Linked DNA regions of Homo sapiens: region 2 is linked to region 1. Evidence: chromatin loops called from intact Hi-C (ENCODE). Cell type or tissue: endothelial cell of umbilical vein. All regions are shown on one strand. Each heading gives the region's core, and the rest is flanking DNA. Links, peaks and the distances in the headings are about the cores only. Region 1 has its middle 16 kb from the start of RAB32. Region 2 overlaps GRM1 (glutamate metabotropic receptor 1).

What was found. Hi-C counts contacts between places; a loop is a spot of excess contacts. Peaks named below come from ENCODE experiments on the same cell type or tissue, not always from the same donor. Only the 100,000 strongest peaks of a DNase experiment are listed, where the experiment ranks them.
Region 2: it touches region 1 in a loop (3-fold over the local background); 9 of 110 quality-filtered maps call a loop at or near these places.

What each region holds. Positions count from the first base shown.
Region 1 is chr6:146,525,276-146,529,682 of GRCh38, reverse strand. No RefSeq gene overlaps it. Among named protein-coding and RNA genes, the nearest start is that of RAB32, 16 kb to the left of the region's middle. In endothelial cell of umbilical vein, for the core only: no CTCF peak of the experiment used is centred there; no DNase peak of the experiment used is centred there.
Region 2 is chr6:146,050,272-146,054,678 of GRCh38, reverse strand. All of the region lies in intron 1 of GRM1 (glutamate metabotropic receptor 1), which reads right to left. Among named protein-coding and RNA genes, the nearest start is that of GRM1, 23 kb to the right of the region's middle. In endothelial cell of umbilical vein, for the core only: no CTCF peak of the experiment used is centred there; no DNase peak of the experiment used is centred there; H3K27ac peaks cover 532 bases.

The DNA.
Region 1 (4,407 bases), core at 154-4,153:
TTTGTTCTGCTTTCTATGCTTCTCTGTTTCTTGGAGTTTTTTACTCTTTATTATGTCTCTGTCTTATATATGGGAGGCTATCCTTAAATGCCAAATACTACATTGATTCAAGAGTGAAGCACTATCATTAACTGAAAGTTCTGTGAGCATGGCAAGGGATTATTGCCTGGTAAGTTTTACTGCAGGATAGCTGGAAGGGAGACCCGCCTACTTTGTTGCCCCACTCCATGTCAGTATCTATAGATCTTTTAGATCTTTCCTCTTTGGCTGCTCATTTTCTCCAGGAAAGAATCTGAGTCTCCTTTATGAGAGAAATAAGCCTGGTGTCTAGCTAGAGGGCATGGAATTCTCAATGTTCAGTACACAGCCTTTCACCCACTAACCCTCTATCAGTATGGTACTTTGCCCTTCATTGCACCCTACTTGATGTCCTCTCCAGTGCAATTCTCCCTGATAACAACCTTATGTATTTTTTAGGAGTATGAATGGGTAGTAGTCTGTTGTACCAGAATGCAGAAAAGGTCTCAGCAAGTAATTGAACTTAATAGTGACTTTAAACTAACTCTAAACTGTGGAGAGTCCACCTTACAGTCTCCATTTGCCTTCATTAGAATCTGTTTGTTCAGTTCCTGAGCTTTTCTAGGTTTGCACTATAAATTCCTGCTATGGTTTGGCTGTGTCCCCACCCAAATCTCACCTTGAATTGTAATAATCCACACATGTCAAGGGTGGGGCCAGATGGAGATAATTGAATCATAGGGGCAGGTTTTTCCCATGCTGTCCTCATCATAGTGAATAAGTCTCACGAGATCTTATGGTTTTATAAATGGGAGATCCCGTGCACAAGCTCTCTTGCCTGCTTCCATGTAAGATGTGACTTAGCTCCTCATTCGCCTTCTGCCATGACTGTGAGGCCTCCCCAGGCATGTGGAACTGTGAGTCAATTAAACCTCTTTCCTTTATAAATTATCCATTCTCAGGTATGTCTTTATTAGTAGTGTGATAACAGAAAAATCCAATTCCCTTGTTTCTTATAAGTGTCTCATGAATGCCTAGACTTCTGCAGTCTCATCTGTGTGTCAGTTACCACTGTCTGTATGCTTTCCACCTTCAAAGTACGTGTAGCTATTTCTCATTTCCTATTGTTCCATCTCCTGGCCTAATTTGATCTTTTGAGTTTGCAACTTTTTAAATTAATCTCTTGTCATGTTACTGGAATTTTCAAAGCAAATGATGATAAACGCATGTGTTCAACTTACCATATTTAACAGAAATCAGAATAATATTTATAAAATTAAAATCAAATCATGCCTCAACCCTGTTTAAATCTTCTCAGTGACAGAAGATCTCTAGACATATTTATCTTGTACAACTGAGACTTTATACTCACTGAACAACTCCCCATTTTTCCATACCCCAGCTCATAGCAACCACCATTCTACTCTCTGAATCTATTAATTTGATTATTTCATATACCTCATATAAGCAGAATCATGCAGTACTTGTCCTTCTGTGACTGTGTTATGTCACCCACCGTGGTGTCCTCTAAGTTCATCCATGTTGTTGTAAATGGTAGGATTTTCTTCTTTATCTTTTTTTTAATGTCTATGCTTTAACTGCAGTTAGAATATATGCCCTGATTTCTGCACAAAGTGATATATAGATAATATTTGTAAACATGCAGATGTGTAAAATATGCAAAAATTAATCTTACTTTAAGAAGCTATTGAATACTTACTGTGTGCCCTGCAGAGTTCATTGCTGTGTATGTGTGTGTTTTCTCAATATCTTCTGTTTGAATGATCAACTTCTCATTTTTCTTAGGTTTCTATAGTAATGTGATTAAGAACAAAAGCAGAAAAGTGCCCCTATTAGTAACATGATTTTAAGTAATTATAAATACCTTAAATATATCAGGCAATTACATTTTACAATAATTTTTTACAGGTTACGTATTCTTACCTAACTATTTCCATTGTAATTCTATGTTTATTTCACATAATTTGCCACAATTAATGTAGAAAAGCTTGGCAAAATATAAATGGAATTCTAGCCAGTATGGACAATTCTGTTTATTGCCTTCTGTTTCTACATTGTGCAGGAGAATCTTATATTCATGATATCAGAGAGCCAAATATGATTATAATCTCTTTTCAGTTTAGGATATTATATTTTATATTGCATGCTCTTTGGGGAGGCCCCACGGTGGTGTGCAGGCAGGATGCATTTTTTTAAATTATTTATTCACAGAGCTAGTTGACCAAATCTTCCAGAGAATGCACAAAGGTCAATTTTACAACTTATTCTTATATTGATTTGAATATACTTTTTGGATCTGCTAAAGGCCATTTTTGAATAAATTTATTTTATTTATCTGCAATATGATTTTCATGTCTAAAAAAGTCATTGCAATGTTTATTCGATTGCCTGGAAATTTTGAAAGGAAATAGAAAAAATGGGAGAAAGAATATTTAATAAATGCCTCTTTTCTCTCTAAATCATTCAAGAATATAATTTGGCATGTGAATATTTACACATCTTAGTCTGTCATGTATGAATGTCTTCATGGCTTTATGGAGTCATGTATAGAATTATATGACTTGGGAGGCACATTTCAACACAGATTATAATCATGTGTTGAGACTTTTATTTTTATCTGTTTCAAATACATTTTGAAATGTTAGTTGATAAACATATAGCCCCTTTAAGAATAGCAGCTGCTGGGTGTAGTGGTGCACACTTGTAGTCCCAGCTACTCGGGAGATTGAGGGAGGAGAATGCTTGAACCTGGGAGGTGGAGGTTGCGGTGAGCTGAGTTTGCGCCACTGCACTCCAGCCTGGCGACAGAGTAAGACTACGTCTCAAAAAAAAAAAAAAAAATAGCAGCTGCTTGTCTAGTTAATATAGCCCTATGAGTAAATCATGTCTAGATACTAGTTTAGTGTCACTGTACATAATATTAGTTCATTTTATTTAAACACTTGTTGTGTGGTAAATATTATTTTAAACCCTGTACATGTATTAATACACTTAATTGAACATCACTGTAACATGGGTACTTTTATAATCCATATTTTATGGATAAAGGAAAGGAAGTTCATGATGATACTGACAAGAGGTAGTAACTCCCAGACACAAACCCAGACATCCTATTTTAGAGTCCTTGCTCTTCACCAGTCTGCAATGCCACAGATTCTGGCCCTCATCAGTCAGTAGCTTTAAAGAGATATGTAGACTAATCTCTATTATCCAGGCATAACAATTTATAAATTGGAACTGTTTGGCCTCAAGAGGGCAAGCTTTGCAAATGCAAGCCTGCTGAGTAGTGACAGCAAATGTCCTGGAACTCATAACTAATTTACCTAGGAATTTCCTTGTAGCAAAAGAACATGAAGTGTCCACAGTGTATTGTCCAGTGTATGTGGTTATGGCATTTTGGGTCAGTGGGAAGATCAAGGGGGTTTCAAGATTTGATACACATTATTTAAATGTGTGTTGAAGGATTATACATCACAAAATGTCACAGTCAAAATTTCCAGGCTCTGACCTTTTGAAAACAAAACTGTTACCAAGTCGGTCTAGGTCGAGGTCCTGTTGCTTGCTGCAGTCTAGGTACTGTTGCTTGCTGCACAGAAAGCCAGTCACTGAGACAAGTATTGCCAGGAAAGAAGGCTTTAATCAGGTGCTGTAGTTAAGGAGACGGGAGATCAGTCTCAAATCCATCTCCCCGACTGACTAAAATTAGGGGTTTATATTGTAGGGAAGAATTGTAAGCATGTGTGGGAAAACAGGAATTAGGAAGGGGTAAGGAAGAGGAGTTGGTTAACAGGAATCAATTAGTCAGGCAATCATGACAGGTAAGGCACCTGTGCTTTCATTGTCCAGATGCAGTGATCTGGTAAGTTTCAGTTCCTTGATACAATATGGGAGGCCTGATGGTTGGTTCCTGAGAAAGGAACTCAGATAAGACAAATGTAACTTTCTCAAGTTTCAAGAGTGGGAGGATCAATTTTTATGCTTATTCAAAATAGACCATAAACATCAGTTCCATGGGACACTTGGGCCAGTTTTAAAACCATGAGGCCAGACCCAGCATACTAGTCATAATTGGACAGATATATTCTGAAAAGAAAAATAAAACTGAGTTAATAATTCCCTTTACCTTTTACCAATTTGGTACTAAAATATTTCTGAACACCTGTTCTATCCCAGGAATTGTTCAACTAGAGTATAAAGTGCTGAATACAACCAAAATTGTTGTCCCTTTAAGGTGATATAGTAATCAGATAAATCTACATTAAACTTCATTAACAAACAATCCTGAAATTACAGTTGCTTAACCTGGAAAAGGTTTATTTTCAGTCTTGTGAAATCTAGTATAGGTTTGGGCCCATCTCTAGGCAGCTG
Region 2 (4,407 bases), core at 194-4,193, 480 kb after region 1:
TTGGAGTCTAACAACCGTCTAAAATGTTTCTTTCCCTTTCTCCTCTCCATAAATGTGAGAAATGAATGTCTATGCCCCCTGACATAAACTATGTTAGGCTGAACATTCTGTGAAGAGCATATAGAGAATTGTCTATGGATAGAATATTTTACTGCTGACAGATAATTTTGGATAAAATATAAGGTACAGAAAGGGAAAGCTGGTCAGGAAAAGCAGAGCTTGCTATGGAAACAGCTTGCTACCTCCATAGAAAAATTAAATCTGTTTTATAATTATTATATTTTATATAATGAAATATATCACTGCTCAATCTGAAAATATGGGAGAGAAAATATATGATGCTTGTTTTCCATTTCTTCTTCCAATCATCCAGAGAATGTAAATAATGAAAGAGTACTTTGAGTACTGGTAGATAATTCCATGACAGTTTAAGTGAAAAAGCTGATACTTTCATGTGAGAGTAAATCAGAACAAATCAAACATCCCTGTGCACCTTGCAAGGTATAAGACACATTGCTGACAGCCCAACAAATCATGAGTATCTAAAATTCAGGGGAATATCAAGGTTCTGTAATTTATTGTCCTCTATTTAAGCAGGATTTAAATAATCTATATTAAGAAGTATATCTTATTCATTTTTTATCTCTCATAGTCAATAACTGTTGGATTTAATTAAATGTCAGAAGCAAGTCTTTAGTTTATTGAGATTTAGCTCAGACTGGTACTGTGTAGCTAAGCAAAAAGTAGAGGGTTTCTTTGAAAGTCCTACAAATGGTATTCTCCATACATTATATGGAACCTCCTTATCTCTTCAGTTAAAACTGAGGCACATTCATATACTAATAATATCACGTACATAGTGGTCCCAAATTTGGCTGTGCAGCAGAATTACCTAAGGAGGAAGGGGATTATAAAAATATGAGTCCCAGAACACCATTCCCAGCATGTTTTGCAATATCCCCAGATGTTTCTAATTGCATGCATTTGGGGATCACAGGTGGGGATGAAAGAGCCCTGGACCAAGAACTGGGTTCAGAGATCTGCTGTGCCACAAAAAAACTCACATAACGTTCAGCAGGATTCAGTCCATCAGTCCTTTATTCATCCTTCAAGCATGCATGAAAAACAAACTATTATATCTCGGTTTTTAACTTCCTCATCTGCAAAATGAGGTTCCTGGAATAGATAATCTGAAATCCCTTCAGCCTCTAAGTCGATCCTATAATCTACATTATAATCATCCCACCTACATTTGTCATATATGCCTTACATAAAGTAATTTAAATCAGTTTTAAGCTCTCTATTGAATTAAATTCTGCAAATATATATTGAAAAATATATTATGACCAAGCATAGCACAAAATCAAAGTTCTGGAGACATGTTGGGCAAAACCTTGTACAAAATATTGCTTCTTGTATTCTAAATTCTCAATAAGTATTGTGAAGTGAATGATTTAAAAGAAAGAATAAAAAAATAAAATTTGCTAAACCTATTTGAGCCTTAATTTCCTAAATGAAATAAGCTAGGTACAAAAAATTACTTTTTAAACCAGGGGTATAAAAGAAGTTTCCATCTGAAGGCTAATGATGGATAACTGAGAATGGTGCTGAGAACTATGTTACAGAATCTGGGAGAAAGGGTACCGTAGGTCAATTAGCAATGTCTAGTCACATATTTGTCTTTCCTGTTATAAACATAAAACCCCGGGGTTTTTTTATTTCAAAAATGTATACTTCAAGCTTTTGGGGCATCAGGCATTGTTCTAGGTTCTGGAAATATGACGGTGTCCTGTTAGTAGGTGAGTATAACAACAAATATGTAAAGAATTGCATAAATGAGATAATTTCCAATAGTAGGAAATGGCACAAAGTAAACACAACAAAGCAACAGGATAGAAAGTGAAAGGGGAAGGGTTATACTTTATATAGAGAAGGGATTCCTGAGGAAATGATATTTGAATTAAGATCTAAATGAAAAGAAGCAGCCAGCCACAAAAATAGCTGAAGAAAGTGGATTTCAGCTGGAGGAAACAGCCAACACCAAGGCATTAATGAGGGTACATCCTTCATGTGCTCAAGGATGGCAAGGAGACCCATGGCTGAGTGGGATGGGATAGGTGATACCAGATGATACTAGGCAGACTCACCCTATACATTTGCAATGCTAGACACACTCTTTACCCCTTTCTCTCCCTAACTCCCCATCCTTCTCCCCATGGGAAGGGCTGTGAACACCTGAGTCTGATTTCCAGGCTCCAGCAGAGCCTCCACGGCTGGGGCTGGGCATCTATAGGTTTTAAAGCTCCCTAGATAAATGTAATGAGCAGCCAGAAGTGACAACCAGTGCCCTAAACAAAAATTAAAAAATAAAAACTTAAGTTATAAACAACAGAGAGGCTGAATTTATGGCCCATAAATGACTAAGAAAATGGAATGTAATAAAGTAAATATAATATTGAGGAAAGTTTGGTTACAGAAATTGCTCCCAATCTCTAATTCTTTCCCTCAGACAAATAAAGAACATGTTTTCCTCACAGCCTCACAACTCTGATTTAAAATTTAAAAAAATCCTACTTTGTAATGTCAATTTATTTAAACTAACATTTTCAGCCTATGTACAAGGAGTTGTAATAAGTGCTATATAAATCAGAAGAGATATAAGATATATCCTACTCTCGAGAAAGTTACAAGCAGCATTACAAATATCTGGTTTCAGCCTTATGATCTTGTTGACATGACTTCAGCCTCCACCACCCTTTGCAACTGGTATTTTCTTCCCAGTGCCTTTTCAAATCGCAACCTTGTACAGAGTAGAAGCCATTAGTTTATATAAACCAAGAAGATTATATAAGGGTGCTTGGGAAACAGTAGTGATGATGATTAAAGATGATTCTCAGGAAACTTCAGGAAATGCTATACATATGTTCATAGCTAAAATCCACTAACAATTATGAAATAGGAATAACCTTTGATGTCTTCCAACTGGCCTGTGAAGGACTGGCTCCCCGCTGCAGGCACTACTCTGTCATGACCCCCTAACCACTTATCTGAAAATCTTGAAGTCATAACTGATCATAGCTTTAAGTGCTATATTTTCCAAAGGCATTACCTTTTAACAGGAGCATATTAAACACTGCAAATTTTCCAGATGCAAAGCAGTCAAGGGATGGGAGCAGTTAGATGCCTAAGAGGCTCTCAGTCTATTCTCTATATGAATCTTCCTCTTTTCCCCTTTATCAGTAAATTATGTGCTAGCTCCAGTGTAGGTCTCTGAAAAAGACTTAGGATGAGCACTGTATCATATTTACAGATGGAGGGGAAGTCACTTCCAATAGAAGCTAACCACTGTAGGATACACAATATCAGACCACCACCTTATTAGCTTATGTGTGTATGTTTATGTATTTTATTGAGTTCTTATTATATGCTAGCCATTATCTTGTTAGCTGCATGAGAAGTAAGTACAATTATAATCTCTGGTTTGCAGATTTGAGGAGTAGGTTTAGAGAGTCTCAGTGACTCACCTAAAGTCACACGGCTCTAAGATAGGGTAAGAAAGCAGATGTGTCTGAGTCCAAGTCTCCTTATTAACCACTAATCCCCCTCCTTCATACCCAGACTTTTTATTATGTGTCTGCTTGAACTATAACTACAAATGGAGGAACCAAAATTTAAAAGGCTAGTAGCTCTTTTGGTAAGCCAAAGTCACTGGTAGACCTTCCCAGGAAGGGTTGATTGCAACGCTCTGTTATGAAACCATAGACTCTATGTATCCTCCTCACTGGATCACAGGTTCACAGGTCATCAGCTTTATTTGGTCCAATCAAATGAGCCTAATACCGGAATTCCTTCCACAAAAGCAAATGAACAAACAAACAGGAATCTCATAGGCATATGCCGTAATCACACTAGGGACTAAGTAAGAGAGGCTGGCTTCTGCATGAACTAACACTACAATGGAAAATTAATTGGCAGTGTGTAGATTCTGCTTTGGAGAATGAGCAGCTAAGAGTATTGTCAAATTTCAAAATGCAGTAAACTCCCATTACTAATGCCCTGGAAATTTCCAAAGAGAAGATATAGCTTTTCTTCCCCTCCCCCCTCTTAAAAATATCCCTTGTTTTTAGAAATATGGATATGTTTGTTTCTTTTAATTATAGAATTGTTCTAAATACAGAAGAAAAGAAGGCATGTCTTTTTATCATCATTTCCAGGAGTTACTGTGTTTGAAGGTTTTTCAAGGATCAAGTGTGCTTTAAAACAAATCAGTGTGTAGCTACTCTTACCCTCTGACAATGCCTCCCTCTATCTGTTACTTGCAGCCAAACAGGAGCAAGCTTTAGAGTAGAACTGCCTTTTCTAGAGAGACACACATTTTCTAGAGAGACACACATGAAGAAAACAGAA